2 separate regions of the Homo sapiens genome follow, and region 2 is linked to region 1. A link is an interaction called in ENCODE POLR2A ChIA-PET data of the cell type or tissue named here. Cell type or tissue: PC-9. All regions are shown on one strand. Each heading gives the region's core, and the rest is flanking DNA. Links, peaks and the distances in the headings are about the cores only.

Region 1 (16,620 bases), core at 5,291-13,290:
AGGCTATTATAATGAAACATTTAGAGAACAATTGAGAGATCTTGGAGATTAAAAAAGGGACCACATAAAGGAACAATTCAATAGTAAAGTTAGAAGTTTTGTCAAATTGGCCAGAGGACGGTGGCTCATGCCTGTAATCCAAGCACTTTGGGAGGCCAAGGTGGGTGGATCACTTGAAGTCAGGAATTTGAGACCAGCCTGGCCAGCATGGTGAAACCCTGTCTCTACCAAAAATACAAAAATTAGCCAGGCATGGTGGTGTGCACCTGTAATCCCAGCTACTAGGGAGGCTGAGGCAGGAGAATTGCTTGAACCCAGGAGGTGGAGGTTGCAGTGAGCTGAGATTGTGCCACTGCACTCCAGTCTGGATGATAGAGCGAGAATCCATCTCAAAAAAAAAAAAGTGTCAAATTTAGCAAAGAAAAGTTCAGGACTCTCCATTTAATTTGAATTTTATAAAAACAACAAATAAGGCCGGACGCGGTGGCTCACACCTGTAATCCCAGCACTTTGGGAGGCCGAGATGGGTGGATCACGAGGTCAGGGGATTGAGACCATCCTGGCTAACACGGTGAAACCCAGTCTCTACTAAAAATACAAAAAATTAGCCAGGTGTGGTGGTGGGTGCCTGTAGTCCCAGCTGCTCGGGAGGCTGAGGCAGGAGAACGGTGTGAACCCAGGAGGCGGAGCTTGCAGTGAGCCGAGATCATGCCACTGTACTCCAACCTGGGCAACAGAGTGAGACTCCATCTCAAAAAATAAATAAATAAATAAATAAATAAAATAAAAATAATAACTTTTTTGTATAAGTGTGTCCCATGTAAGATTTAGTTCGTCTGAAATTCAAATTTGCCTAGGTATCCTGTGTTTTATCGGGTAACCCTAGTTGGAAGATGAAGTCTCCAAGAAAGCAGAGAGAGAGAGAGAGAAAGAAAGAGAGAGAGAGAAATAAAGAGAGAAAAGATAAAATCCAAAAATCAAATCAGTTGAGGAAGTCCAATATTTGAATGACAAAGAGTTCCAGAAAGGGAAAACAGAGGAAATAAAATTATCAAGGAAATTTCCCAGAACAGAGTGAGTGTCTACCCAGAACCAAGCATCAAGGACAAAAAATACCCAACACCAAAGCACATCATTGTGATATTGTAGATCACTGATGACAAAACAGTGAAAGATCAAGCCAACACAGAGGATGAGGAATGAGAATGGTAACATTTCTCTGTATAAATAATCTATCTATGTATATCTATCTATCTATACACATACAGACACACACATCAGTGGCTCATGCCTGTAATCCCAACTACTCAGGAGGCTAAGGCAGGAGGATTGCTTGAGCCTAGGAGTTTGAGGCTGCAGTGAGCTATGATCACACCACTGCACTCCAGCCTGGGGACAGAGTGAGAACCTGTCTCTAAATAAATAAGCTAAATTTTAAGAAATGATCAAATTGATGCTGAAAATATTTTAAATAAATTTTAGCAGACCTTTCTAATAAAATTTCTAAGAAGAAACTATATGTATAAAATATATGTCAGGTTTGTCAAAGATCAGATGGTTGTAGATGTGTGGTGTTATTTCTGAGGCCTCTGTTCTGTTCCATTGGTCTGTATGTCTGTTTTGGTACCAGTACCATGGTGTTTTGGTTACTGTAGCCTTGTAGTAGAGTTTGAAGTCAGGTAGCATGATGCCTCCAGCTTTGTTTTTTGGCTTAGGATTGTCTTAGCTATATGGGCTCTTTTTTGGTTCCATATGAAATTTAAAGTAGTTTTCTTCTAATTCTGTGAAGAAAGTCAATGATAGTTTGATGGGAATAGCATCGAATCTATAAATTACTTTGGGCAGTATGGCCATTTTCATGATATTGATTCTTCCTATCCATAAGCACAAAATGTTTTTCCATTCGTTTGTGTCTTTTATTTCCTTGAGCAATGGTGTGTAGTTCTCCTTGAAGATGTCCTTCACGTCCCTTGTAAGCTGTATTCCTAGGTATTTTATTCTCTTTGTGGCAATTGTGAATGGGAGTTCATTCATGATTTGGCTCTCTGTTTGTCTATTGTTGGTGTATAGGAATGTTTGTGATTTTTGCACATTGATTTTGTATCCTCAGACTTTGCTTAAGTTGCTTATCAGCTTAAGGAGTTTTTGGGCTGAGACGATGGGGTTTTCTAAATATAGAATCATATCATTTGCAAACAGAGTGAATAGGCAACTTACAGAATGGGAGAAAATTTTTGCAATCTACTCATCTGACAAAGGTCTAATATCCAGAATCTACAAGGAACTTAAACAAATTTACAAGAAAAAAACCAACCCCATCAAAAAGTGGGCAAAGGATATGAGCAGGCACTTCTCAAAAGAAGACATTTATGTGGCCAACAAACATATGAAAAAAACTCATCATACTGATCATTAGAGAAATGCAAATCAAAACCACAATGAGATACCATCTCACGCCAGTCAGAATGGTGATTATTAAAAAGTCAGGAAACAACAGATGTTGGCAAGGATTTGGAGAAATAGGAACACTTTTACACTCTTGGTGGGAATGTAAATTAGTTCAACCATTGTGGAAGACAGTGTGGTGTTTCCTCAAGGATCTAGAACCAGAAATACCATTTGACCCAGCAATCCCATTACTGGGTATATACCCAAAGAAATATAATCATTCTACTATAAAGACACATGCACACGTATGTTTATTGCAGCACTATTTACAATAGCAAAGACATGGAACCAACCCAAATGCCCATCACTGATAGACTGGATAAAGAAAATGTGATACATATCCACCATGGAATACTATGCAGCCATAAAAAAGTATGAGATCATGTCCTTTGCAGGGACATGGATGAAGCTAGAAGCCATCATCCTCAGCAACCTAACAAAGGAACAGAAAACCAAATACTGCATGTTCTCACTCATAAGTGGGAGTTGAAAAAAGAGAACACATGGACACAGGAAGGGGAACAACACACACGGGGAGCCTGTTGGGGGGTGGGGGCAAGGTGAAGGAGAACATTAGGAAAAATACCTAATGCATGTGGGGCTTAAAACCTACATGACAGGTTGATAGGTGCAGCAAACCACCATGGCACATATATACCTATGTATAGGTATATACAAACCTGCATATATATATACAAACCTGCACATTCTGCACATGTATCCTAGAACTTAAAGTAAAATAAAATAAAATAAAATAAAATAAAATAAAATATGTAAAAGACTACCAAAAAAAAGAACAAATATTATTCTAAATGGCAAAAGGAGGCTGGTAAGAGATTGTTCTAGAGAAGTAGCAGCCCCTGCATCATGAAGAAACTTTTCCTGTGAAGTTAAGAAATTTAGGCCATATCCTTCCTATATTTCCAAAAATGTGAAGGACCACTTGCATTAGAAGCACTTGGAGTCCCCAAAATTGACATTTTAAACAGAACCCCAGGTAATTCCATTTTGGGGTAATTTTGAGAATGCCAACTTATACCAACAGTAATTACCAGAAGGGTTTGAACTAAGGAGCAATAAATCAGATTTCCAGAGACCCTTCCTTTCCATTCTGCCTCCAGCCCACCCTTCCCCGAGTCAGTCCAATGCAGGACCAGCAGGGTTGTTTCATAAGTCAACTGCACCATTTCCTATGGAAAAGTTAGGCCACTTGGCCTCTCAATGCTGGAAAGGTTACTGGAAGTGGCCCTGGTTCCTGGAGCATCATGCTCCATCTGATTCACAGAACATAGCAAGATAACATCATCCTGGGACAGGGAAAGGAATAAATTCTGGGTCTTGTCTGAAAACCTGAAGCTGGTTTTGAAAGTTTATTGTTTGTTGTTTTTGTTTAAATTCCATAATAACAACAATCAAAATAGTTCTCCAAGGTGATCAGGACCATTTTTGCAAATGCTGGAGGAAGTAACCAGGGTAGAGGAAATCCTCTGGGTGGGTCTCAGAGCCTACCTGGAGTTGTTTTCATTCAGAATTTGGTGACATCAATCTAGGGAGGGAGATGGGCTGTCTCTAGAGATCCTGGTGAGTAACAACCATACAGAGCCAGAGAGCATCTCAGGAAACTTAAAATAACAGCAATAAGAACAAAGTGTCCTTCTCATAACGTGGTTCTCAAATGGGCGCACTGGTTCCATAGAACTTATGTTTATGGTTTCTTTTGAATAAACACAGAAATTGATCCTCCCAATCTTAAAACTTGAGAAACTTACATTTGTCTAACCTGAGTTCTTTTTTCTCAGGACACCAGCCATCAGGCCTCCCAGATAGAGTCAAGGAATGGAAACTTACCCAGTCACCACATCTGGGAAACACCAGACCCCTTGCCCATCATGATTGCCTAACTGCTGCCTGTGGATCAGCTCTTCTTCCTTATCCCCTCCCTCATTCCTGTTTTCCCACACTTAGTTGCATTTCTTCCCTGCTATATAGACTCCGAATTTTAGTCAGCTGAGGAGACAAATTTGAAACTGATCTTCCATTCTCCATCGCTGCAGCACCTGAATAAAGCCTTCTTCCCTGGCAATACTCAGTGATTGGCTTTCTGTGCAGCGAGCAACAGGACCTAGACCAAATCCCTGGCGTTTCAGTAACTACTCCATAGAGGGCAAAGGAAATGACTGAGTGACATAATGAAGCTTCCCCCTGCCTTTGAGAACAGAGAAACTCTAGGCAGTCGTTCTTAAAGTTTAGCACACGTCAGAATCACCCAGTGTTTTAAACACTGATAGCCAAGCCCCATTCCAGAGTTTCTGATTCTGTAGATCTGGGTGCAGCTTGAGAATCTGCATTTCTAACAAGTTCCCAGGTGATGCTGATGCTGATGCTTAAGGGGCCACACTGTGAGAATGACTGCTCCGTGGTAGGTAAAGGAAATCCTCTCATCAACATATTTTTTGCGTGGGCAATGGCCTCATTACCTTTCTGATGGAGAAAAACTAGGAATGTTGATGGGATGGATGCTGGGATCACGCTGAACATTCTTCCTTTTTTGTTTGTTTGTTTGTTTGTTTGTTTTTTTAGACAGAGTCTCATTCTGTGGCCCAGGCTGGAGTGCAGTGGTGCGATCTCGGCTCACTGCAACCTCCGCCTCCTGGGTTCAAGCAATTCTCCTGCCCCAGCCTCCCAAGTAGCTGGGACTACAGGTGTGCGCCACCATGCATTGCTAATTTTTGTATTTTTAATAGAGATGGGATTTCACCATGTTGGCCACACATGGTGAACTCCTGACCTCAGGTGATCCACCCACCTTGGCTCCCAAAGTGCTGGGATTACAGGCATGAGCCACCACGCCCAGGCTTGAACACTCCTCTTGAAGCCAAGAAACAGACTTGGGCCTACTTAATCAGATAATTATGCACCTGTTTCTATGAATCAAACCATAAACAACTGATGAGTGACTCATAATTATAGCTACCACTTATTAAGTGCTATCTATATGCCAGGCACATCATGCACATTTAATCGTCACAGCAGCCTGCTACCCCCTCCACACTAATCTTCCCGGGCATATTCCCACCCCAGGACCTTGGCATAGGATGGCCCCTAGACCTATGTAGAGGAAAATAAATGTCTTTCCTTCCCATCTTAGGTTCACAGCTGAGGCCCCTATAATAGAAGACAGATTAATAAGAGAAAAGTATAAAAATGTATTTAGTATAAGTTTTACATGGCATGGGAGACTTCATAAGAAAATGAAGACCCAAAGAAACAGGTAAACCCGTGTGTTTTTTATGCTTAGTTTGATGGAGAAGTATGATTGGACAAAGGAAATATGACCTAATGCTAATAAACTGGGGGAAACTTAGCAAGGGTTCTTTGCTCAAATTTTTCCGTGTGTCCCTGGGTCTTCAGAGATAAGGATGTCCCTTTCCTCTGCGTATAGGAAGGGTACCTCTTGAATGAGGGTCTTATGACCTGCTTCAGGGGAAAGTCAGAAAAATCCTTCCTAGGTTTAATTTGACCTGCTTCAGGCGAGGTCTTCTGCTTCTGCTGTTTTCTTTAATTCCAAGGTTCATACTTTGGGAAAATATGTCCTGAAATCCATCACCTGGAACGTGCTTCCCCAACACATCTCTCTCCGGCTCTTCTTTAAGGGTCTTGCAGATACCATTTTGTCAGAGAGGACTTCCCCTTCCCTGGCCACCCCATCTAGAATCTCAGCCCCACCCCTGTCGCCAACCCACCATCACTGCTTTATTCTCTCTCCGGAGCATTTATCGCTAACATTCTATATGTTTTGCTTGTTTATTATCTGTCTTCCTTATTAGCAGATAAGCACAAGGGCAAGCATTGTGTCTGGTACATAGAGTCTAGAACTCTTTAGTACGTAGTTAGAGGCAATACTTATTGATAGAAAGAACAAACTAAACCTTTAGAGAGCCAAGCCTTACTTGGCAAGGATGTGCAGAATTTGGTAACATGATGATTAGAACCCATCAGTTGAAAAAGCAACACATCTGACATTATTTCCTTGGTGGGAGCTGTTTAAATATGTGGGAAGAAAATATTAATAAGTAGAAATTAAAACAGAGAGGATGAGAAGTAGGGGATGAGGAAGAAGCAGGATGGGCTAAGAGGAAGTCTGGGCCATGGCACTACTTACTTTGGTCCTGGGGGCACTTCTCCCTGAGTCTCCTGTCAAGGGTGGCTCTGGGCAGGTAGGTATGTCACCCTGGCTCTTACTGGGGACAGAAAACAGCTGCTGTAGTTAGCAAGCCTGGAGAACCCTGTCCAGCCCAAATGCTGGAAAGCAGGGTTCATTTCTGAAATGACAAAGAACGGTTCATTGAAGGAGTAGCTTTCAAATAGCCAAACCAGCTAACTCTGGAGGGAGCTAGAACTAGGTTTTCACCCAGAAGTAGCAGCGGTTTGGCAGAATGGCGGCATTGAAGATGCAGGGTCAGAGTGAGGGGATTGTGCAGAAGCTAGCTGCGAGCCAGCCACCAGACAGACTCTTGAGGCAAAAGGAAGACTCTGAACCTATGATTTAACTGCGAAAACAGACTCTGGTTGGAAACACTGTCTGACAGAGCCCATGCCACGTGGAAAATATTAAACATTTCCTCTCTTGGCACCTGTTTCTAACAGACTGGAGTGTTGACTATTTTGCAACGATACATAAATTCGGTTTGTTAGTGAACTCCATGGAGAGTCCACATGCCCTGGCCAACGTGGCTTATCTCTTATTTAAACATGAAAAGAAAAGAAAGTGACTGAAAGATTGAGTTCACGGTGCTGTGCACACACAGGCAGGTGCTCTGTCATGCTTCACAGCACAGCACACAGGAAGCAAGAGAAGAAGGAACATAAAATACTGTAAAAAGCAACCAACAGACTTCACCCACAGTGATCAGCTGACCACCACTGGATTCATCTTAATTCCATAAACAGCAGTTGTAGAAATCAATTTAGAATACAAACTTACTCTTTAAATAAAAGCTAAGAAGTGAGAGTGATGATTGGGCTTACAATGGTTAAAGTCCCCAAATTGTAGAGTAGGTAATATGGCAAACCTTACTTCGTACTCCATCAAGAAATTGGTGAGGACCTAGTATGGGCTGCTGAGTAAAGACCGTATGTTGTGTGACAGTAGTCACAAAGCTAAGAGGCAGGCAGCTGCAGTCAGCCCAAAAGGGAGTAGCTATCAGGCTAAGGGCTCAGGCTAGGGTAGTGGAATTGTTAAGAGAGGTTACTCCACAATCAAAAAAGTTTAGGACATAACGGGTTAAACAAAGTTAAATGGGTCTCTTCTTTTATAGGCTAGGAATCTATAAGAGAAGATAACAGTACGGAGGGTTTCTCAAATATTTGACTGTAGCAGGTTTTTATTACAGAGCCCACGTTAGAAAAAACTGCTCTAAACTTCTTTATTTCATCTGCACCTACGTTGGGGAAGAAGGCTGTGGTCTCAGTGTGATTGTTTATAAGCAAACTTGGTTAGATTGGTAGGAAAAAGTTTGGTCACAACTAGATTAGTGAGTTTCTGAAATGGAAATTAAATTTCCTCAAGCCCTAAAACTGACTGTGACAAATGGTGACCTAGAGAGGATGCCCCTCCAGATGGGACTCAGGGTTGACCTTTTCTGGATATGCCTCACGCTGCAGGGCTTTAGACAAGACAAGATCTACCATCAGATACTAGTGTGTTTGTTTGTTTATTTGTTTTGTTTTTAAAGTGCTGTTTGCAACCTACCAAATTGATTTTATTAACCTTTAAGGGATTGCAATCTGTCATTTGAAAAACACTAAACTGTATCTAAACCTAAGCATATTGACATTCTTATACCCAGCCAGGCATGGTGGCTCATGCCTGTAATCCTAGCACTTTGGGAGGCTGAAGTGGGAGGATCACTTGAGCCCAGGAGCTTGAAACCAGCCTGGGAAACATAGGGAGACTTTGTCTCTACAAAAAAATTTAAACATTGGCCAATCATGGTGGTGCATGCCTGCAGTCCCAGCTATTCAAGAGGCTGAGGTGGCAGGATTGCGTGAGCCCAGGAGTTTGAGGCTGCAGTGAGCTGAGATCACACCACTGCACTCCAATCTGGGCGATAGAGCAAGAACTTGTCCCTAAAAAAAAAATTCTTAAATGCTTTTCCTCAAATAATTTGATGCTCGCTATTTTATGAGGTAAGAGAAGAGCAAAGGTGGGTTGGAGGAGCTTTAGTACCATGTCTTTCTTTCAGGAAAGGTAGTACCTAGGACCTTCTTCAGGCAATACAAGATCTGGACCAGACCCCTGGTTTTGAAAAAGAAGGGAGAACTGTGGTTAGAGTCGTTGCTAACATGTTGCTTTTAAATTTTAAATGTGATTTCATATTCTAATCTTATTCTGGAAGCAACTCACATCTATCTATTTCCTATGTTAGTTCTAATCAAGATCACAGATGAACTCCCAGATAACAGGATTGCTGTGGGTTTGGTCTGCAACACATTAGGTGGCTCTTAGGAGCAGGAAAAAGGAATATTTTTCTTTTCCATCTTGGATTAATGGCTGAGGCATTTATAACAAAAGACAGATTAACAAGAGAAAAGCATTAACATTTTCTGTGGCACAGCAGCCTTCAGGAATGAAGACCCAAAGAAAGGACTAAACCTGTGTATATTTTTTGTGTAAGTCATTGAAGAAGTGAATGCTTGTGGAGAAGTATGAATGGAAAAAGGGCATGTCCAATAGGAATTAACTGGGGAAAACTTAGTAAGGCCTGTTTGTTCAGATTCCTCTTTGTGTCCCTGTGTCTTCAGAAATAAGGAGCCTTCTTTGGTCTGGGTATGGGGAGGGCATCTCTGGAATGATGGCTTTATGACCTGCTTCAAGGGAGGTCATAAATACAGCAGGTAATTTGGCAAACCTTATTTCATATCTTCATCAACATTCAAGGGAGAAGGGCGAGGGGAAGGTGAGAGAGACCTTCCTGCTTCTGCCATTTTCTCCCATGCCAAGGTGCCATATTTGGGGCCAGTGTGTCCTGAACCCCATCACAGGCAATCACAGGGCAGGTAGGCTTATCTAAAGATGTTCTCTCCTTTCCCTCACAATTAGTGTCTTGATGTCAGCTCCTTGATACTGAGCCTGGCTGAGCTTCGGAAGAAAAGCAGACCCCCAGACCCAGGACCCCCATGGTCTCCTGCTGCATTGAGAAAGATTAATGGTTAAAAAATAGATGAAAAGATTCTCTTCATACCTTCCTACCATATCAGAGAGGCCTGAGCCTAAAAACCCTGGCCCCAACCCTGGGGTATGGTTTACAAGACCAGCCAGAGACCTTACCAGACCTCCTCATCCTCTGCTGTCCCAATGGCACTTCCAATGAATTTTTTTTTTAGCTAGCAATTGAATGTGATATTTTGCAAAGCACTGTGGTTTTTCAAACTTTATTTCAAGGGGTCTAGAAAATATTTTTATTTTCAGTTTTCTTTTTCCACTGTCTTTCTTCTCCGCTTGATTCACTTGATTTCCTTCTTAGTATTTTGTCCGTGAAATTCGTCAGTATTGTTCCTTGGATTAATATCTGAAATACAAAATGCAATCTTGTTTGGAAAATTAAAAGAAAACTATAAGTGTAGGTAATGGGGCTTGAGGAGCAGCGGGAGAGAAGAGGGGTAGCTGCAGGGGCTGGAGGGCCATAGTCCAGTGAGAATGGCAAATGATTTGATATAATTTCAAGACTAAAAAAATATAGATTTTTACCATCCTAAATCCATTTAACTGCTCAAATGATTATTGCTCCCCTGGTGTTTATAAAAAACATTGCAATGAAAGGAGACAGACTTACACAGACTTAAAGAGTTTTTAGAAACCATTAAACCCACTAAGTCTGTTTTTTTTTTTTTTTTTTCCCGATTGTTATGAATCCTAACTTAACCATTTCACTGTCTGCAGAAAAGGGACAGTGGCATTCTGTGGTCAAAGGGGTGGCTCTGGACACCACCTCTACATTCCTAGCTGTGCCAACAACTCTGTAGGTGATCAAGGGCAAGTCACCTCACCTTGCCAAGCCCGTTTCCTCCTTTTAAAATGGGAGGTCGGCCAGGCACGGTGGCTCATGCTTGTATCCCAGCACTTTGGGAGGCCGACGCGTGTGGATCACCTGAGGTCAGGAGTTCGAGACCAGCCTGGCCAACATGGTGAAACCCTGTCTCTACTAAAAATACAAAAATTAGCCGGGCATGGTGGCACACACCTGTAATCCCAGCTACTTGGGAGGCTGAGGCAGGAGAATTGCTTGGACCCGGGAGGCAGAGGCTGCAGTGAGCTGAGATCATGCCATTGCACTCTAGCCTGGGCAACAGAGCGAGATTTTGTCTCAAAAATAAATAAATAGGCTGGGCGCAGTGGTTCACACCTGTAATCCCAGCACTTTTGGAGGCCGAGCCCAGTGAATCACCTGAGGTTGGGAGTTTGAGACCAGCCTAACCAACACAGTGAAACCCCGTCTCTACTAAAAATAGAAAAAATTAGCCAGGCGTGGTGGCGCATGCCTGTAATCCCAGCTACTCGGGAGGCTGAGGCAGGAAAATCACTTGAACCTGGGAGGTGGAGAGCCAAGATCGCGCCACTGCACTCCAGCCTGCACAACAAGAGTGAAACTCCATCTCAAAAAAAAATAATAATAATAATAAATAAATAAATAAAAATAAAAAGTAAAATGGGGGATCATTCACAATTGTTCTCAGGGTATTGTCAGGATTAAATGAAACAATGTGTGATAAGCCCTCACTAAAAAGTCTGTCATATGGTGAATGCTCAATACATTTTATTTTGGAATGCTACATGAATAGAATTACTGCAAGTAAACCAAGATTCAGTCATTGGCAGAGAGTTGCATGAAAGCCCTGCAAGAGATGGAGATTGTAGGGGGAAAGTTCCCTGTAGGCCTTTTGCTCCATGTATTGAACACAGCAGATGTCAACCTGGAGTGATTTGCTCCCCAGGGGACATTTTCACACTAGTGTGTGTGTTGGTGGGAGTGGGAAGTGCTACTGGCATCTACTGGGTAGGGCCAGAGATGCTGCTTAACATCCTACATTGCACAGGACAGTCCCTGCAACAGAGTTATCTGGCCTCAAACGCCAACCGTGCAGAGGTGAGGACTAGCACAAGAGAACTAGCACAGTCCCTTTAGCCTCTTAGCTCCAGGAGTAATGCTTTCCTTTATGGCTAAAAAAAAAGTTGTAAATGGAGTTGAAACCTCCCTTGCAAAGATAATGACAATGAGAGAAGTCTAGCATGCCACCTCCATCTTGCTTCTAGACTCACAGGCTGGCTATCCTTGCTTAGTTGTGGGCACAGGCCAGGCTAACCACGGGAAGAATTTAGTTTATAATTTAACTTTGAAGCAAGGATGATAACAGTTCCTTCCTTAAACTGATCCCCTCCTTGTTCCGGGGCTGAAACCATCTTTGGTAAGACTAATGAAAGACCACAAGATTAGGATTATGAAGTTGAAACATTTCAAAATGATACAAAAATTGAATAGCCTTCTTGGTTTGGGGAGGGGGCGATGGCAGTATACAGAATACACTGACCTTGCCACTTTATGAGCAAAAGGTAGTTGTGGCTTACAAAAAAATGTTTCATAATATCCACAGGAAGTGAATAAAGATTCCCCTGCTGTCCCATTTGAATGCTATGCCACAGTTAGGAAGGTCAAAAAGTTTGATTATATGGCCACCTTTGTGGTAAGAATAGAGGTTCCAGTAAACTTCATAAAGTTGGTAGAAGTGGGTTCCATAAAATGTTTCAAAGTTGGAATGCCCCTCAGAGCACTGAAAATTTTGGTCATAGAGGGGAAACATCTGCAAGCACATGACTTTATGATGAGCATTATATTTTTCATGATCAGCATTATATTTTGAAGAGCTCCCCAACTGACCATGATATAATAACGATGTCTATCTTCAAAACACTTAGCACTAGAGAGAGACTTTAATGGAACCTGAAGACCTGTACAGCCAGAAAGAAATCTCCTTGACATCCACATGAGTGAAAAAGACAGCATGGAATAATGCTCAGTGTTGGGGAGAGCACTGATCCAGGAACCTGAAGATCCGACCAGCTTCTGACCGACTACATATGTGATCTCGGGCAGTCATCAAGCCCTTTAGTTCAGTCCCGTCAGTAAAATGAGGATGGATGTTGGCATCTGCTCTGTGTACCCCAGTGGGCTGTGAACATTTGCGAAAGCTTCACGAATCACTGACTAAACAACCAGTGTCTTACTATTCTTGTCAAAAGGTAATGAGAGTTAGAATCAAATTGTATCCTATTAAGGAAATATGTTTATAACCAAATTATTTCCTAAGAACTTCATGTTTCCTGGCATAGTCTTTCATTTCTCTCCTAACATAAAATCTGTCAGGAAATCTATGTTTCACTGGGTAGAAAGCTGCATATCCAGTAAACATATTTTATAATGTCTTATTTTATGGCCATCTCCTCTGGTCATCTAGACAGGATCTTTTGGAGGCGACCCTAGCCAGAAATCTTTTCATGGCAATGGAGAGAAACCCATCCAAGTTAGTACAAATGAAAGCTTGTTACAAAAACTAAATAGAAAGCAGCAGGTCATCTCACATGCATCCCAATCAAAGTAGAACCACTCTTCATATAAATCTCATCCCAAACCCACAAATGACAAAATCATCCCAGTCAATTCCCCCAAGCCCATATGACCTTACTGCTCCAGTACTCATCACTGATGTACTACAATTTCTTTCTTTTTTCTTTTTCTTTTTTTGAGATGTAGTCTTGCTCTGTCGCCCAGGCTGGAGTGCAGTGGCGCGATCTCAGCTCACTGCAACCTCCACCTCCTGGGTTCAAGCGATTCTCCTACCTCAGCTGCCTGAGTAGCTGGGATTACAGGCAGGCGCCATCATGCCTGGCTAATTTTTGTATTTTTAGTAGAGACAGGGTTTCACCATGTTGGTCAGGCTGGTCTGGAACTTCTCACCTCGTGATCCGCCCGCATCGGCTTCCCAAAGGGCTGGGTTTACAGGCATGAGCCACCACACCTGGCTGATATACTATAATTTCTGCATCTCTTAGTTTAACCTCTGTCCTTCCTTTATCTTCTTGCCTGCAAAACAGATGCCATTCTGTTGTCTCCACATCAGCTTCCTTTTTAGCACTTCAAGTTCAAAGTGCATATCACCAAAGCAATAGAGGGACAAGGACATTGGGAAGGGTACTTATACAGAACCACCTTTGGATAGGGTGCTTAACCGCTCAGTGCCGCAGTTTCCTCATCTGTAAAATAGGAATAACATTATTCCCAGCCACAGTGCCTGATCCATGATGCTCAGCATTGGCCATTGTCATTATTAATTTTAGGGATAGGTAAATGTATGAAACTGACCAAAAGCAGGCATAGAACTGCATAATCCAAACTACCAAATTCTAAAATAAGATGAGCTGTATTGAGCTTGTCAGGTACGTTTCCAATGTAGGTGACTTGGCCTCCGTCTTGAAGGAAGTGATGGAAATGACTTGGTGGAGAGAGGTGTTTTGGTTTTCAATGGCTATGTAACAACTCATCCCAAAATATAGTGGCTTAAAACAATAGTAATTATTTATTTACTCACAATTCTGCAATTGGGCAGGGCTTGGCAGGAATGGCTCACCTCTGCTGTACATGGCATCTATGAGCTGGACCATCCAAGGTGGACTTTTTACTTACATGATGGCATATCAGGTAACAGCTGGCCAGGCATCTCTTTCTGTGTGATCTCTCCACCTGGCTAGCTTGGGTTTTCTGTCATCATGACAGTCTCAGCATAGTCCGACTTCTTACAATGTGGCCAGCTTCCCCTAAATACAAGAGGAGAAGCTTCCTGATCTTGGTGCCTGGACTCAGGAGTCCCAGAAATAATTTTCACCACATTGTATGCATTGCTCAAAACAGTCACAGGGCCAGCCCAGCTTCAAGAGGAGAAGACTGTACAAGCGCATGAGTCTCAGGAGGTGTGGCTTACTGGGCTGCCCATGAAAGAGACGATGACAGGAGGTTAACACAGAAGCTTAGCTGCAGGAGATGGTACATGTGAAAATCAAAGCAAAGAAAACACACCAGGATCAGCCAAGATGAGCATGAGAATTGTGAAAAAGACTGCCCTGGCTGTTGTTTTGAGGGGTAGAAATAGAATCTGAGGGTTTATTCGAATCTAAGAGAGTTCTATCGTATCCCCTGTACTATAAGATTTAAAGGTTCAAACTATGAAGTAACAGAAACCCCCACAAGTGTCCCTGGAAGCCATTGTCTTTTGGGAATTTGAATGTCTTCTTTCAACTCTAGGTCAAATTTATCTGTTGAACTCCTGTCAGTTTTTTAAACTGGGAGGCTCAGGAGCAGATACCAAGAGTCATAAAGGCCCTGGGTCAGGCCTCTAATAGGAAGTTCATTTCCATGGTCTCATTTTTTTCTTTTACTGTCTAGTACAGTACTTTTCCTATATAGTCTTTCCCTCTATTTCTCTGTCTCCTGAAGCAGTAAAACCCTTAGTTTTCTATGGGCTGATTATCTTCCATAGGTATAGATCTAGAACACTTCCCAAGGAAACAGCTCTGGGCTTGATTGATCCAGGGTGCTGTTTGGGGAGCTGCTCTCTGCCCCATGGTGTGGGTGTATGGCGTGGGTATAGGGGAAGATCTGAGGTAGGTGAAGGGGTAAGGGGAGTGGTATTCAGTGTGACTGCTGATCTGGGGCTTGCAATGTATGCACCAGTGCTTCTTTCTCCTGGCCGAGAAATAGCGAGCTTAGGCCTGCCTCCAAGAGTCACTTCTCTCCCCTAGAGGGCTGGCGGAGCCTGATACCAGCAAGGCGTGCCCGCCACAGAGAAGGCATCACAGCTACATGTTAATTAACCAAGAGGACATGGTCCAACCTCACATCTCATTGTCAGAAAACGTTTTTACCAGAGGAAGCCATGCCAGGAGCCCAGCATTTGTGCTGAGCTGCGACCTGCCCTGCAGTTACAGCTGAGAGAAGGTCAAGTCTTCCTCTTCCTTAGCCCCTGCCTCCTCTTGTCTCTGCCTTCTAAGGGAACTACTGCCTCACTCCACTCCTGCCTCTTAGCCCTCCAGAGAGTCCATCCCCTCTCCTCCTTTCCTCATTCTAATCACCAAACATCTCTATGGTGCCTTCAGAATGTGAGATTTTTTTTTTTTAATGCATGCAGTTTTGTTTTAAAGCAGCGTTAGTCTTAGGGTTCATTAATTAAAACATCACACTTAACTGGACCATTAACTCATTCATGGCTAACTTCTCATGGCTAGATCCCCTGCACCCACTCTTTCTGCCAGTTCCTAGGACTGTTGAAACAGGAATGAGCTGTAAACAGGTTTGAGAACGGTGCAGGGAGTTTCAAGATTAGCTTTCCTTTTTCTGTTCATCAGAAGGAAAAGAAATTAGATTTTGGAGTCATTTGACAAGGGTTAGGAGGGGGGCAAGGAAACTGTTACTTAATTATTAATAATCTTTTTAGAAGTCCCATAGGTTTATTACTGAGGAAAACCCATGGGAGGTCATATTACCGCCCTGGCACAGAGGAGGAGTTCCATCCACAGCTGTTGAATGATGTGTGAATATCGCCCTGCAAGGAATCACTCCCCTGCTTGGTATTTTATATTTTGTTCCCTAAGTTTGTCCCTTAGGATTCTTCTTCCATCACAGACTGTATCAATGGAAACAAGAGATGAGTTTCTTAGAAACAGCTTCTGTCAACAGTCCCTCCACCTCCCTCCACCTCCTCTGCCACAAGTGGTGAGGCTGTAAACAGCTTTTATCAGAACACTGGCACTTGGAAAAATATAAAACCAATTAGGGAGCTGTGAAATGACTCAAGAGAGCATGACTGGAGAGCTAGAAGGAAGAATACACACACACCAGACAAGAGCCTTTAAGATGTAACCTTTGGGAAGACAGCGTTGATTGTAAATAGTCAAGCTCTAAGTTTAATCATTTGGTAGTTACTGAACTTCTTTGGACACATTTGTGTGTGTGTGTGTGTGTGTGTGTGTGTGTGTGTGTGTGTGTGCTTTGTAAGGTTGCTGGACTGAGGAGATTCATCCAGGGGACAGTCTAGATAGTTCTTCAGGGAAACGTTTTAGGTGTC
Region 2 (16,620 bases), core at 5,501-13,500, 60 kb before region 1:
TAGAATTACAAAAGACTTAATAACTATAATAAGTTAAAGAGTCTATAGGAAAATATATCTGTAGTAGCTGAAGAGATGGAAAATTTTAAGAGAGCTATGGAAACTTTAAAAAAGAACCGAATGGAAATCCTGAAACTGAAAGATACAATATCTGACATTGAAAATGCATTAGTTTGGAATTAACAGCATAATGAACACAACATAAAAAATCAGTGAGGCTGGATGCGGTGGCTCACGCCTGTAATTCCAGCACTTTGGGAGGCCGAGGTGGGCAGGTCACTTGAGGTCAGGAGTTCAAGACCAGGCTGGCCAACATGGTGAAACCCCATCTCTACTAAAAATACAAAAATTGACCTGGCGTGGTGGTGGGCACCTGTAATCCCAGCTACTCAGGAGGCCGAGGCAGGAGAATTGCTGGAGCCAAGTAGGCAGAAGTTGCATGTGCTGAGATCACGCCACTGCACTCCAGCCTGGGTGACAGAGCAAGACTCTGCCTCAAAAAGAAACATTAAAAAAAAATTAATAAATAAATAAGAAATCATCAGTGAACTTGAAGACCAGTCAACGGATATTATTTAATCAGAAAGAAAAAAAGATTAGAATAAAAAGAAGAATAGGGCCTAAAAATCCTGTGGGATAATATCAAGCAGTCTAACATATGTATATTTAGAGCTCCAGAAAGAGAAGAGAAACAGAATGAAGTAGAAAAAGTATTTGAAGAAATATTGACTGGAAAGCCAGGCACAGTGGCTCACACCTATAATCTCAGCACTTTGGGAAGCCAAGATGGAAGGATTACTTGAGCCCAGGAGTTCGGGACCAGCCTGGGCAACATAGCAAGACCCAGTCTCTACAAAAAAATTAAAAAATTAGACAGGCATGGTGGTGTGTACTTGTAGTCCCACCTACTCAGGAGACTGAGGCAGGAGGATCACTTGAGCCCAGGGGGTCAAGGCTGTAGTGAGCCGTGATTGTACCACTGCCCTCCAGCCTGGGTGATGAGTGAGATGCTGTCTCAAAAAAAAAAAAAAAAAAAAAAAAAGAAAGAAAGAAAGAAAGAAAAGAAATATTGACAGGAAAATCTTCCGGTTTGATCAAAAACAGTAACCTCAGCAAACTCCCAGTAGAATTATTTCAGCCATTTAGATGTCTCTGACCCAAAACCCAGCCCCACCCAACTCACTGACAAGACACAAGGTAATATACAGACCAAGAATTTCTGCAAGGATAATAGGGCCTGAGATGAGGGTACAGATATTCAGAGGCAGTGCCGACACTGAAAAAATTCCACAGGTTTCTTCTCAGAATCTTGCTGACTCCAGAAAACAAGTCTAGAGTATACTTTTCCTACTGAAGGATCTGACAGTCCTCTTTCAGGCCACCCTGAGACGGGCTCCATAATATTTTGAAAGTATTAGGTTGATTTGACTTTAGCTTCAATTCTACTTAAAGGAAAGATATATTTAGATAGAGAATAGATTTCTGGGAGCTAGAGAAAATGAGGCAAAAAAGAGCTAGAGTAAAGCTAACCCAAAACATAGATAGCCCCTTATCAAGAATCGGGTTGAGTGGAATGAAGAAAAAGTTGGCAGGATTTACCCCCACAATGATGCACACATTCTTGGTGGGGGCCCTTAGTTACATGGGTCAGGAACTAATAAGTCCCTGTGGCACTTTTGATGCTTTCTGTGGCAAGTAACAACAACAACAATCATCACAATCATAACAACTTATCAAACTGACTTAAACATAAGGAAATTTGTTATTTCACAAAACTGAAATTTTAGGACTAAACTCAGGACTTTTAAGTTGCACCTTGAATAGCTAAACAGAGTGTTGAGTTGCACACTTGTCTGGCTGAACAAATCAGGAGCTGGTTGATTCAGAAGCCCAATGATGCCAACACAGACCCATGTCTTTCCTTCCCTCTTCTGCTCTTCTTGTCAAAGGTTTCACCTTAAGGTCAGTTCCCTTCAAGTGTCAAGTATACATGTGCATACCTGGTCATATCTAGCAGGAGAAAGAGAAAACAAGAAAACTCTTCCCTTGATCAAGGAGTGTAAGTCCTTCGCTTTAGCCTGATTTAACCAAATTAAGTTGTACCTATAAGGAAAAAGGTAATTTGTCTTAGGTAGTAGCAATGAGATTTTAGAACTGATACTGGTTGGGTACCTTCAAGTCTGTGTTTCTATACAATTTCTTAACATGGGCCTCTGATATTAGGGAGATTCTGGAGTTACATATCTTGATAATTTAGGAGTAAATTTCCCTTAGCAACAGTTAATTATGCCTTAATTTATTTTGTGTTGCTAAAGAGCAAATGATGAACCCATTGAGTTGCTGTTGAAGCTTTGATTTGAATTTAGTAATTCCTGATTGCCTGTATCATGGGACTTTCTCTAGTATTAGACAATCTTCCAGTTCCTCAAATGAGGCATGTTCTATTAGGCAGCAACTGGTGTGTTTGAGACCATTTGTAAGTATTTTAGGTGATAGACAATAATACACATAGTGCCAATGATAAAGTCAATCCAGTCACAGGACCACCCAGAAAATATTGGGGACTCTAACAAAAGGAGCAACAAAATCCAAAACAATCATAACAAAAAATGAAAGAGGGAACACTGAATTTGATGAATTAAAAATTATGAGAAGATTTTTGTTGGAAATATTCAGATGGCAGTAACTTCTAATGTGACTAAGCTATCCTGTTGCATAGTGAAACCAGTTTGCTAAGTACCTTTTGTTTTGTTTTGTTTTGTTTGAGGCAATGTCTTACTCTGTCACCCAGACTGGAGTGCAGTGGTGCTACTACAGTTCACTGCAGTCTCAATCTCTCAAGCTCAAGCGAGCCTCCTGCCTTAGCCTCCTGAGTAGCTGGGACCACAGGCACATGCCACCACAGGCACATGCCACCACACCCAGGTCATTTTTAAAAATTTTTGGTAGAGATGAAGCCTCACTGTATTGCCTAGGCTAATCTCGAACTCCTGTGCTCAAGCAATCCTCCCACCTTGGCCTCCCAAAGTGCTGGGATTACAGGTGTGAGCCACTGCACCAGGCCCAAAGTACATTTTTCACACCTGATTGGATTTTGTTCTAGTTGGCCTATCCACTATGTGGTATGAGTATACTTCCTGGGTAATGAGAATGGCAAACACTTGTGATTACCTAGTTGTCAAGATGATTACTAATTCTAACCTAGCATTCTAATCTAGAGTTCGTTTCTAGATTAGAATTAGTAATCAAGTCACAGTGAAAGAAAAAAAGAGTTTCTGGGAAGGCAGAAGGAAAAATTGGTAAATTCACTTTTACTGTTTACATATTGACTTGTTTTTCTTAATGTTAACTGCAGAATTTGTTTCGTCATCCAAGGTGCAAATAAAAGTCCTGAGAGTTTAGTTCTATGTCATCTCTTTTATAAATAACAGATGTCAGTTATACTGCCATGCACCTGTTAACCTCGGAGGCACCCTCACTGCCCACTAACCCCCTCCTTGCTCTAGAGGTGCCGAGAATGGGTGAAAGCAGAGGGGGGATACCCAAGCCAAAGTGAAGCAGAGGTAAAATGGCATGGAGAAAATCACTGCAGGACAATACAAAGTCAAGGTCAAATGATGGGATGAGACAGAGACATAGAGAAAACCATCCAGAGAACACTGGCCTAAAGCAATCCTTGGTGGTGGTGATGGGGGTGGGCGGGGGGTTCTTTTGAAACCATGGTGTTTGGTAAACTAGGAAATAAAGAGATGAAGGTAAATATCATGCCAGCCTCAGCAAACAGCAGCTGGAACGAAAGAAACTCAAGGACAGCCCTGAGCATGGAGAAAATAGTGCTGGGTAGGCATTGTTCTCCAGAGCCAGAGCACACACACAGAGGCCACCACTGAAAGTGAAGGACAACTGGAGTTGGGAGTACGTGTGCATCTTTGAAAAAGGCATAGCGCTTTCTGGAGACAGACACTGATTTTGAAATCATTTTAATGGCAATTCTTTTCACAAGCTGTGACCCAAACATACTCAAGTTGAAGTATCACCTCTTTTTCCCTGGTTACTTCTGCTGCCTTGGCTTATCTCAGGAGACCTTGGTATCTCAACCCTGATATTTTCTCCTCCATCTCCTTGCCTGAATTAAAACTCTTCTTTACCCAGAGAGCACTGCTTTTCTTGCAGCCCTCTGGAGTCCTTTTCCACACCCTAGATATCCTAGATTAGGATGTGGATGTGGCTGCCCCCTCATTCCCTAATGCAGCCCCCAAGCATTCCTGTAAAAATGGCTGCTCCTCTGAAGTTCAGGTAGTGTTGTTCTTGTCCACTGGTCTCCGGAAACTCCCTCTTGTTCCCCAAGGACTTTCCCTTCTTGCTTCTAGTATTCCCTCACACCTCAACCCTGTCATCCTCCGGAGAAGCGTTACTGTACCCATGGATGACCTAGTCAACACTCTGGCCTCTCAATGCCTTCATCTACTTCACTACCTCCAGCACCCACCTCTCAGTGGCACCTGGATCTTGTTACCTCTTCCATCTCCTTCTCTGATGACAGCTCCCTCATTCCAGTCCACTTGCACACCTGCTCTGCATCTCACCACACAAGGTCCTTAGACCCTGGCCACTCTACTTTTCCTTATCCATTAACCCACTCTGCCCTTGTTTCTCTTTGAAGCCACATTAAACTCCACAGTCCATTATCTTAGTCACTGTCTTGCCAATACCCTAAACTTACTGGCCTATTTTTTCCTTTCATCACGTCCACCTGGGCGGGGGGTATCCTAGAAGAACTCAACAGCATACTTTCTTATTTATGTCTCTCCCTAGGCAGCAAAGTATGACTAGAGAGAAATATCCCAGCCTACAGCCTGCACCCAGTCACCACCTTCCCTGATTCTCAAACCTCCCTCACCCCTAGGGAATCTCACCGTCCTCCTCTTGTCCCTCACCCTTCTGTCTCTGAAACGACCATTTTAAACTTTCTCCACTTCTCAAAGCTTTGAGCCCCCATCTCATCGCTCACTCCAGTAGATGTCTTTGTTCTTACTTCACAGAGGAAATAGATGCGCTCTGGTAGCAATTACCTCACTTCCTGCCACCGGCTCCTATAAACCAACCTGCACCTCTGCGCCCATCCTTTGCTCTTCCCATCTGGCAAAATGGAACTGATGTCTCTCCTCCTACAAAGGTCAAGTCTCTTCTTATGCCATGGATTCCAGCCTTCTTAGGAAAGGTACATTATAAATCCTCCCCTTTTTCTATCTTTGAATTGTTCCTCTCTAATGGGCCCTTTTCATCAGCATCTAAACATGTTCCAGTCACTCCCATTCTAAAAAATTCTATTCCTGGACTCCAAATTTCCTGTTCAGTTCTACTGTTTTTCTCCTCCCCTTCACTCCTAAACTGATTGGAAGAGTTGTGCACAATCATTGTTTGCCCTTATTCATTGCCTGTTTACTTATCAGCCTTCTCCAACTGGCTTCCTTCCCTATTCCTCTATTAGAACTTTTTTTTGCTGAAGGACCCAGTGACCTCCATGGCCCGAAATCCCATGGGTACTCCTTGGTCTTTGTATTATATGACCTCTCAGCCTACTTCAACAAAGTTGACCCTCCCTTCTTTTGGAAAAAGCTATTTTTCTTGGTATCCAAACTACCACACTCTCCTGGAAGACACCCAGCTGTGTCTCTCTCTGGCTCTCTTTCTCTGTCCCTTTGCCAGCTTTTCCTCTTCTACCTGACCTTTACACATTGGAACTCCTCAGGTTCAACCTTAGATCCTCTTCTCCCACCCTAGCTGCTTAAATCATCTCAACCACCCATATTGCCTTGCCTCTATGCTGAGAGCTTTCAGATTTATACGACAGCCCAGAATTTCCTCCAATCTCCTGAGCCATGTAAGTACCTGCTTTGCACAAGCACCTCATACTAAGGTTGTTTAGAACATCACTGCCTTTCCTAATGTGTTTGAGATTTTTGCATTTTCCCTTCCAGATCCACTCTCTACCCAGGAGGCTGACATAGTTGACTACATCCACTGGCTCCCTTGCCTCTAGCTTTGCCCTGGGTATGGCCACTGGGGATCCCTGGCAGGAGACTGGAAATTAGGGAAAGGGTGAAGTCAAGGTGATTTTTCCCTCAGCGCTGTTTCTGTGAGGTTGCCACAGGCTGTCTGAGTCTCTGGACTGAAGGTCACTGCCTCTCTTTTCTTTATGCTCCACTGCTAGCTCTTGGTTATCACCCTCTCTCTTGGGATTTCCCTGTGCCCCATCTACACCACTGTAAACACCTCCCTCTTTCAATCATCCTAGTTTGAATGTACCACCTGTTTCTTGCTGGCAATGAGACTGATACAGTAACTGATACTAGAATTTTCACTAGGAAATAGAGCCTCAAAATGGGATTTGGGATTGGGTTGATCATGTATGAGGAGCTGAAATATAACCTTGTGGGAAGTGGGGGGGTTTGAAGGATAAACATGAATGCTAGTAATCTGCCTGCAGTAGCATTATGCACATTATCAGTGGTCATAGCATGGATGGAGAGTAAAGGGAGGGCAAGTATTTCAGAAAACCATCAAGCTGGGTTTTTCCTCTGCTCTCTCACCACAACACAACAATCAGTACAGAAGAAGACTTCTGTGACCAAATGTGGGAGGGGATGGGTTCCTCACATATCAGTAGTAGACAGCAGCTGGGTGTCTTCCAGTTAAATCTGACACTACCTGGAAATAGTGTCAGATCCCACAGGTTGAGGGCTCAGTCCCCAAGACTGCAACTTCCCTCCCATCTCCCCACATACTGGCCACAAGTCCTGACCTCCAAAACTTCTGAATAACTGGCTTCAAGTTGAGATTCCCAAGAACCCCCCTTTGGTTTCCATTAATTTGCTGGAATGGCTCACAGAACTCAGGGAAACAACACACTTACCAGTTTATTACAAAGGATATTATAAAGGATGCAGATGAGGAGATGTGTAGGGCAAGGTATGAGGGAAGGGACATGGAGCTTCTACGCCCTCCCTGGGCACACTGCCTTCCAGGAACCTTAATGTGTTCAGCTATCTGGAAGCTCTCCAAACTCTGTCCTCTCGGGTTGTTATGGAGGCTTCATTACGTAGGCATGATTGACAACTGTGTAGAAATGTGATTGGACAAAAAGTGCATTATCTAAACCCCACAAAGCCCATCTGTTTAGACTTTACTTGGCCTCTCTGTGTACCATTCCTTCCTCTAGGGTATGGGGCAGGACTCTCTCTGGAATGAAGGTTTTTTGACCCACAATCAGATTACAGTCCTGCCTTGGGCAGGTGAAAGAAGGAGAGGAGAAGGTCAGAGAGAGAGATTCTGTTTCCTGAGGTCTAAAGTGCCCCAACATTATAAAAGGACTATGGGAGTTAGGAGCCAGGAACTATGGATGAAAACCAACATCTGTATCATAATATCATAACAAGACACTGGGAGATGAAGTGACTGTGGCTGTTTTTGTTCATCTTTTGCTATCGTAACAGAACACCACAGACTAGGTAATTTAAAAAGAATAGAAGTGGCCGGGCGCAGTGGCTCACGCCTGTAATCCCCGCACTTTGGGAGGCCGAGGTGGACGGATCACAAGGTCAGGAGATTGAGACCATCCTGGCTAACACCGTGAAACCCCGTCTCTACTAAAAAATACAAAAAATTAGTCGGGTGTGGTGGCGGGCGCCTGTAGTCCCAGCTACTTGGGAGGCTGAGGCAGGAGAATGGCATGAACTCGGGAGGCGGAGCTTGCAGTGAGATAAGATCACGCCACTGCACTCCAGCCTGGGCGACAGAACGAGACTCCATCTCAAAAAAAAAAAAAAAAAGAAGAATAGAAGTTTATCTGGCTCATGGTTCTGGAGGCTGGGAAGTCCAAGATTGAAAGGGCTGCATCTGATGAAGGCCTTCTTTCTGTGTCATAACAAATTGGAAGGCATTAGAGGGCACCCAAGAGAGGGCAGGAGAAGAAACCAAATTTTCAAGATAACTAACCCACTTCTGTGATAACTGCATTAATCCATTCATTAGGTTGGGGCCCTCATGATCTAATTACCTCTTAAAAGTCTCACCTCTTAATACTGTCACAATGGCAATTAAATTACAACATGAGTTTTGGAGGGGACATTCAAACCATAGCAGTGACACTTCATTGTTCTGTCAAAAGTAGTGATTTTAAAGATTATGGAGCCAGCTGGCTATGTCTTATAGTTATGGAGAGCATATATAGACAAAAAGATAAATTAAGAGCTATAGCTATATATTGAAGAATACTTGTGTGTAGAGTCAAGCCTCTGTGGAAACCTTGAGGGGATCGCAGCAATCTATTGGTGTTGCACTTCACAGTCAAGCCCTGGGCCTCATTGCAAGGTTTGCAGAATTTCTGCAGTAATTAAAGGTTCAACCTTGCCAGGTCTCTAGTGCTAATGAAACGCACTAGTGGGACATAGATGAGGGTGAGAACTTTGAAACCTAAATTTCCCGAAGACCTCTTTCTGGAAAAAAATACTTTTCAGTGACTACACCTGGAACCGTTGCCTCAGGAAGTGATGCCTAGTCTCAGACCCACTCCCTCTCTTCTTTTTGCCTCTGGTTCTATAACAAGAATTAGATTCCAACATAGCCCACAAAAAGAGATATATAAGACCTGCTCCAGAGTGATAGAGACTATCCACTGAAAGAGTTACAAGATCTTGACAAATGGGAGCCAGAGGAGTACATGTAATGGGGAGGTTTCTGGGGGTGTTAGAACAAGGGGGAAACTATGTAAGGCTCTGTCAGGCTAAGTTTATGGACATGGGACATCATCTAGGATTCACAAGTTGCTCAAGCACCAGGAAGTTGTGTTTTTAGTCTGCTAGATTGGCTCAAAGCCTGGAGTCAATGATGGCCTATGGTTATTTGTGTTGAAATTGTATAACTTCAGTGAAACCGCCCACGTAATTTCCTGCCATAGATTTTTTTTTTTTTTTTTTTTGAGACAGGGTCTTTCTGTGTCACTCAGGCTGAAGGGCATTGGTGTAATCATAGCTCACTGTAGCCTCAAACTCTGGGCTCAAGGGAGCCTCCCACCTCAGCCTCCCGAGTAGCTGAGACTACAGGTGTGCACCACCATGCCTGGCTAATTTTTTATTTTTTGTAGAAACAAGGTCTTACTATATTGCTCACACTGGTCTCGAACTCCTGGACTCAAGGGATCCTCCTGCCTTGGCCTCCTAAGTGCGGGGATTACAGATATGAACCACCACGCCTGGCCTCTGTCCTAGATTGTATAGTGTAAGGAGACATACTCAGTAACTGTCTGAACCCCCATGTTGGTTCCGTGAGGACTATTATGGTAGGAAGGACCAAAAGAAAGCCCCAGATACTAGCCACCACTTCTCTGCCTCCACTCCCAAAAGAAAATCGAAGCAATATTGTATTTTTGTCGCCATTAGATAGCCCAAAAAGCATACCTTTCCAGCTTCCCTCTTACCTTCAACCCTTGATATACCTTCCTCAAACTCTTCATAGGATACTTTCCTGAGAGCCCTGTTCTGCCGCAGATTCCACTCCCCTGTCTACAGCCTTCTGCTGTCTTTACAGAAACTTGCCTCTCCCTGATCCCAGCTCGCTTGAGACACTGCTCATTATCCCATAATCTAGAGAGATTTGTAATCAACCATTATTGGCATATTTCGTTTATCCTTAAAATGAAAACATTTTTAGAAATCATGATAGAAAGACATGTTGTTGTAAACCATTGCAACAATACAGAATAATATAGAGCAAAAACTAAGTTTCTTTTCCCTTTCTCTTCTCCAGAGATAACCACCATTTTCTATTTATTTGCTCACATACAATCTGATATAGGGCTTTGTTTATTACAAATATAATCACACTCTGCTCCTATTTTTTTGTGAGATGTTTTTCTCATGCAACAGTATATCATAGACCTCATAGTATGTTATATAGATCCACCTTATATATGTTTCTTAAACTTTTTACTTTGAGGCAATGGTAGGATCACATGCAGTTGTAAGAAACGATTAGCACTGTATGATGATGTGTACCTGTAGTCCTAATGATGTAGGACAATTGCTTGAGACCAAGAGTTTGAATCCAGCCTAGGCAATGTAGAGAGACCCTTATACGTATTTTTAAAAAATGTTGCACAGAGATCCCCTGTTCCCTTTACCAATTTTCTCCCATGGTAATATCTTGCAAAATTATGGTACAATACCAAAACTAGGATATTGACATTGATACAATCCATCAATCTTCTTCAAACTTTCCCAGTTTTCTCTGTACTTATTTGTGTGTTAGTTCTATCCAATTGTATCCTGAGTGTGGGTTCATGTATCGACCATCATAGTCAAGATACAGAGCAGTTCCATCACCAGGAGAATTTGTCCTGTTATCCTTTTATGGCCACACCCTCTTCCGTCTTGCCCCTTCCCCACATCTCTAACCCCTGACAACCACTCATCTGTTCTCCATTTGTGTACTTTGGTCATTTCAGAAATGTTATATAAATGGGGCCAGGCATGGTGGCTCATGCCCATAATCCCAACACTTTGGGAGGCTGAGGCGTGTGGATCACTTGAGGCCAGGAGTTTGAGACCAGCCTGGCCAACATGGTGAAACCCCATCTCTATTAAAACTACAAAAATTAGCCAGGCATGGTGGTGTGTACCTGTAATCCCAGATACTTGGGAGACTGAGGCACAATAATCGCTTGAACCTGGGAGGCAGAGGTTGCAGGGAGCCAAGATCATGCCACTGCACTCCCGCCTGGGCAACAGAGTGAGGATCTGTCTCAAAAAAAAAAAACAACTATATAAATGGAATCATTTAGTTTGATTTGGTTTGTAGCCTTTTGGGATTGCTCTTTTCAGTCAGCATAACTTCTTGGGGATTCATCCAAGTTGGTATGTGTATCACCTTTTTATTGCTAAGTAGTATTCCACGATTTGGATATACCACAGTTTGTTTAACCAGCATTCAAGAACATCTGGATTGTTTTCAATCTTTGGCCATTATAAATAAAGTTGCTATGAATATTTATGTATAGTTTTTATGTGAACATAAGTTGTTGTTTTTTTTTTCCCCTGGGATAATTGCCCAAGGGTACAATTACTGGGATGTATAGTAATTGCATGTTTAGGGGAAAATGGTCATACGCATATTCTGCAGATGTAACTATAATGTAGGGCAATATTTTAGGAAAGTAAATTGGCAGTATTAAGCCAGGCATGGTGGCTCACGTCTTTCGTTTAGGAGGCCAAGGCAAGAGGGTCGCTCAAGCCCAGAAGTTTGAGACCAGCCTGGGCAATGCATTGAGACATTGTCTCTATAAAAAAAATTTTTAGCCAGGCATGGTGGCACCCCCCTATAGTCCCAGCTACTCAGGCATGGCAGTGTGGAGGGTGGGGAGCAGTGGGAAGATTGCTTGAGCCCAGGAAGTCGAGGATGTTGTGAGCCGTGATGGTGCCACAGCACTTCAGCCTGGGTGACAAAGTGAGACCCTCTCTAAAAAATAAAACAACAACAACAAAAAAACCTGGCAGTTTGTATCAATTTTTAAATTGCATATAAAGTTTAATTCAATTTTGCTGTTAGAAACCTATTTTATAGAAATATTTATGTATTTGCTAAGAAATATATGTACGAGGATGTTCATTGCAGCATCATTTGCACTAAAAAATTTTTAAACAACCAAAAGATTCATATAAAACTACATGCTACTGCTCTTTTTATTTTTATATTTATTTATTTATTATTTTTTGCCACTCAGCTGAGTGAAAACTGTCATCTTGTTTTAATTTGAAACTCCTGGCCGGGTGTGGTGGCTCACGTCTGTAATCCCAGCACTTTGGGAGGCCAAGGTGGGCGGATCACATGAGATCAGGAGTTAAGAGACCAGCTTGACCAACACGGGGAAATCCCATCTCAACTAGCTGGGCGTAGTGGTGCACGCCTGTAGTCCCAGCTACTTGAGAGGTTGAGGCGGGAGAATCACTTGAAGCTGGGAGGCAGAGGCTTCAGTGAGCCGAGATCGCGCCACTGCACTCTATCCAGCCTGGACAACAGAGCGAGACTTGTAAAAGAAAGAGAGAGAGAGAGAGAGACCGAGAGAGAAAGAAAGAAAGAAAAGAAACTCCTTCCGTAGGAGCTAGAATTACACCTTTTTTTCTATAAGACTTTTCGCTATTTGTATTTCTTCTGGACCTAATCATCATGTTCTCCGCACAAAACATTTGAGTGGTTGGCCTTCTATGGCCAACCATAACCATTTTACAGGCAGTTTTACACAGTTGTGGGTATTACCCTTTATCTGTTGTTCTGCTGCTTGATCTTTGCAACACAGAACTGTTAGATTTCTGTGTAATCACATCTGTCACATTTTCCTTTAAGTCTTCCTGTCGTGTTTGGGAAGAGCTTTTCTACTTCCCATCCTGGTTTTATTCTTATTTTATTAGAATTGGGCTATACATATTAGTTTGTAAGTTGCTTCAAATTCTTTTTGAAAGAAGCAAGGGATACATAGATCCTATAAATAAATAAAAATGCTTGTGAGACATGAGAAATCATTTTTATTTATTCATAACCATCACATTTCTTGAAAAATATAATTCTTGCTGTGCTGTATATATTTTCAAGTGATGCTGGAAGGAGTATTACATTATAACCTTAAAGGATTATGAACACCAAAGGGAAAGGTGCTGTTTAAACACATTGCTAATAATATGTTTACACATTTTGAAACTGCTCAAATTACATTCACGTGGATCAGCAGCATGACTTGTATGACTTGTGTTGGCTTCCTCTGAGAAGGACGGAGAGTGAGAGGAGTTCAGATTATTATTGCCTGAGAAGTTGGTTAGGCAAGGAAGTCATTTACCTTGCTGTGGACAGAATAAAGAACTCACCATCCAGCAATTTATAGTTGATCACAGTTGTGTTGCCTAGTGGTGGGGTGCAAAAGGATGCAACGTATTTGGTTAAAAGACAAGCACAAATATCAGAGTATTTAGTAAGATCCAAAATTTAAGTTGATTTAGCATTCACAACAAAAATGAAGTCATTTGGAAAAAACAAAAATGAACAAAGAAATAAAAATGGAGATTTAGTCCACATGTCGTGGGTTGATGTTTCCTTGAAAAGAGTGGTCAGAATTTTTGAGCCTAAAGCAACCACGTATTAAAGTAATTTAACTAATGTAGACATGTTATCCGCTTACCACAAAGAAAATAAATTATAGCGGGCTCTAGACTGATGGCTAAAAAGCCAATTCTCCTAAAATGGAAGGATATTGATGGTGCTCACATTATGTAATCGGTACAGTATGTCAGTCCTAGTGGTCTGGCTAACCAAGGAAGGCTCTGGTTTCAAATGAAAGCACATTTAGTAAAATTCGGTATAATTTTTTCCTAGAACTACTTTGCTCAATTATGGCAAGATAGATTCTACTAATCACAGGCTGCAGAGACTTGGAGATTGAGCATGGTTTTTTGGATTGAAATACTTTTTATTTTGTGTTTGGTCTTCTGCAGTGCCTTAGGGGAGATGTGTCAGAGAGACTAACGTGGTTTCTTTCTTCTTTTATTTAAGAATTTAAGTGATCATGGAACTGGAACAAACTTCAGTGCCCATTTAGTCAATTGCCTTCATTTTATAGAAGAGGAAATTGAAGAATAAAGGTTGTGATTTTCCTAAGGTCATGTAATGAGTTCATGACAAAGCCTGGATTATACTTAGGTCTTCTGATAACCAGACCAGTTTTCTTTCCTTTGTAGAAAAATGCATGCTCCAGAAGTCCAGGCTGACCCAATACCGGGTAACTCAGACATTTTCATAATTTTTCTAGATATAAAGCTATGTTGAGTTATTTCCATTGAACAATGGAAATACTCTTCCGGGTAAATAATGGATCCAAAAACTAGATGTCTGAACCATGTGGTTAAGGTTTTTGCTATTTTTTTTCTTTTCTAGAGTAGACTTTGAGTCTTTGCTTCAGATGCAGATCAAGATGTGGCAACCTGTTGTGGAGAACTGGGTCCCTTGAGCCTGTGCTGTCTCTTTTTTTCTGGTGGCTTTGTCATTTGGAACAATGCATAATGGGCTGGAGGCTGAGAAACTCTGAGCTGAGGTAGGAGTGCCACCTAAGAGTGGGAAAGGTTGCCTAAATGCTGAATGGAGCACTTTAAAAGTTAGAATTTGCTATTTTCTTTTCTCTTATCTTTTTTTTTTTTTTTTTTTTGAGAGATGGAGTCTTGCTTTGTTGCCCAGGCTGCAGTGCAGTGGCACCATCATGGCTCACCGCAGCCTTGGCCTCGTGGGCTCAAGCTATTCTATTTCAGCCTCCCAAGTAGCTGGGAATACAGGTATGTGCCACCACCCTTGGCTATTTTTTTTTCTTTTTTTCGTTCTTGTTGCCCAGGCTGGAGTGCAATGGTGCGATCTCGGCTCACTGCAACCTCTGCCTCCCGGGTTCAAGTGATTCTCCTGCCTTAGCCTCCCAAGTAGCTGGGATTACAGACATGCGCCACCATGCCTGGCTAATTTTTTTTTTTTTTTTTTTTTTTTTTTTTTAGTAGAGACAGGGGTTTCTCCATGTTCGTCAGGCTGGTCTTGAACTCCTGACCTCAGGTGATCTGCCAGCCTCGGCCTCCCAAAGTGCTGGGATTACAGGTGTGAGCTACCGCGCCCAGCCTACCCTTGGCTATTTTTAAAGTTTTTTGTAGAGATGAGGTTTCACTATGTTGCCTGGGCTGGTCTTGAATTCCTGGCCCCAAGTGATCCTCCTGCCTCAGCCTCCCAAAGTGCTGAGATCATGGGTATTTTGATTTATGTATTTTGAAACCCATAATTTTTGTCCTCAAGTCTCAGACGTTTGCTTAGGCCTTTAGAAGCTCACACCTGAAAAAGAGTGCCATACCTGGGCTGTGATCTTCACCCCGTTCCACAGTCTCCACCTCCCACCACCTCCACCCAGGATCCCCTCACACAGGTTGTACCACACTGCAAGGGGATCCTAGAGTGATTCAGATATGCCAAAAATGACAAATTGAGAAATTTTGTGTGACCAGGTGTGGTGGCTCACACCTGTAATCCCAGCACTTTGAGAGGCCGAAGCAGGTGGGTCACAAGGTCAGGAGATTAAGACCATCCTGGCCAACATGGTGAAACCCCGTCTCTGCTAAAAAGATACAAAAATTAGCCGGGCGTGGTGGCACGTGCCTGTAGTCCCAGCTACTCGGGAGGCTGAGGCAAGAGAATCACTTGAACCCAGGAGGCAGAGAGGTTGCAGGGAGCCGAGATCGTGCCACTGCACTCCAGCCTGGGCGTGACAGAGTGAGACTCCATCTAAAAAAAATTTTAAAAAAAAGAAGAAATTTTGTGTCACGCAGTGTCATCTTATTCAAGTCCATTTGAGAAGCGGTGAGCAAATTGGCTAGGCCTTTATTGTTGATGTCAAATTCTCTTTCCTTGCTCACCCTATAGGTCCAGGCCAGTTTCCTTTCATCCTCCCAAAGCTATTAACACGATAGTGTGAATTTGATGCTGTTGAAGGCAGGCCTGTAGTGAACATGTGGCATTTCTTTGGCTACTCAACATCCATTCCTCCTTCCTGATGGCATCTCATTTCTTTTGGGGAATTACTTATTCCCATGGATGCAGCCTTAATGGGGTATAAATCCAGGCACCTGCTCCCCACCATGGAAGATTGTGAAGTGGCCAGATTCTGCTTCCTCCAGCCCTGAGGGTGGGCATGCGGCCTAAGCTCAACCAAATCTGATAAACACTTCTGGATCTTTGAACCTCGAACAGGTGACACAAGGATGACAGGAACAGTTATCAGGGAAGCACACTGATCGACTGAGCTGCCTGCTCCTGGCCTTCTGGATCCTCCTCAGTTCCTGCTTATCTCTAGGCCAGGCTCTCAACTCTGTCAATTCTGTGGGTACACAAATATCCTTTCATACGTTCCCACTTGATCATGCTATCAGGTTGGAGCAAAAGTAATTTCGAGTTTTGCCATTAGAAGGAATGGCATTACTTCTAATGGCAAAACCCACAATTACTTTTGCACCAACCTAATAGCTCAAGCTAGTCTCTATTACTGGCAACCAAGCATCCTGGTCTGAGCTCCCTTTCTGACTGGATCATCAGACATGGGCCTGCAGTATTGTCTTAACACCCTACTGGGAGTATTATCCTAGAATTAGCCTAAATTAGCCCTTTTCTCCACTGGTGACACCCTCCCACCACCCCCAGAATTGGCTTTCTTTTAGTTGGTACTGATACAAGATAAAACATATTTCTCTAGCTTTCTAGCCCCACAGTTTCTCGTTATTAAGATGAAACAAAACAAAAACTCATCAGAATTCTACTTCCACATCTGTCATGGATAGGAGGCCTCTATTCTCCTGCCGATGAGCCCCAGCTCAGGAATTTACCTCTCGTAGCAAAAGTACTGCAAAATTTTCTCTGCCAGAATAGCTAAAATTGAAAAGACTGACCCAATGTGGAGTGACTGCAACTGTCACGCATTTGCTGGTGGGAATGCAAAAGGATATAATCACTTTGAAAATCTATTTGGTGGTTTTTAAAAAAGTTATGTACATGTCTACT

The links. ChIA-PET counts read pairs that join two places held together with the same protein. Peaks named below come from ENCODE experiments on the same cell type or tissue, not always from the same donor. Only the 100,000 strongest peaks of a DNase experiment are listed, where the experiment ranks them.
Region 2: POLR2A ChIA-PET joins it to region 1 with 10 read pairs; 4 of 35 experiments call an interaction of 5 or more read pairs at or near these places.

Annotation. Positions count from the first base shown.
Region 1 is chr6:106,693,241-106,709,860 of GRCh38, reverse strand. LINC02526 (long intergenic non-protein coding RNA 2526) reads right to left here and starts at 14,376. Exons shown (of 3, transcript NR_149100.1): 1 at 14,187-14,376; 2 at 13,461-13,586; 3 at 9,867-10,019. LOC105377927 (a long non-coding RNA gene) reads right to left here and starts at 6,969. Exons shown (of 4, transcript XR_942841.3): 1 at 6,860-6,969; 2 at 6,611-6,770. In PC-9, for the core only: CTCF peaks have their summits at 10,041 and 10,240; no DNase peak of the experiment used is centred there.
Region 2 is chr6:106,753,619-106,770,238 of GRCh38, reverse strand. All of the region lies in intron 1 of LINC02532 (long intergenic non-protein coding RNA 2532), which reads left to right. Among named protein-coding and RNA genes, the nearest start is that of MIR587, 22 kb to the left of the region's middle. RefSeq lists an enhancer at 6,255-6,304. In PC-9, for the core only: no CTCF peak of the experiment used is centred there; no DNase peak of the experiment used is centred there.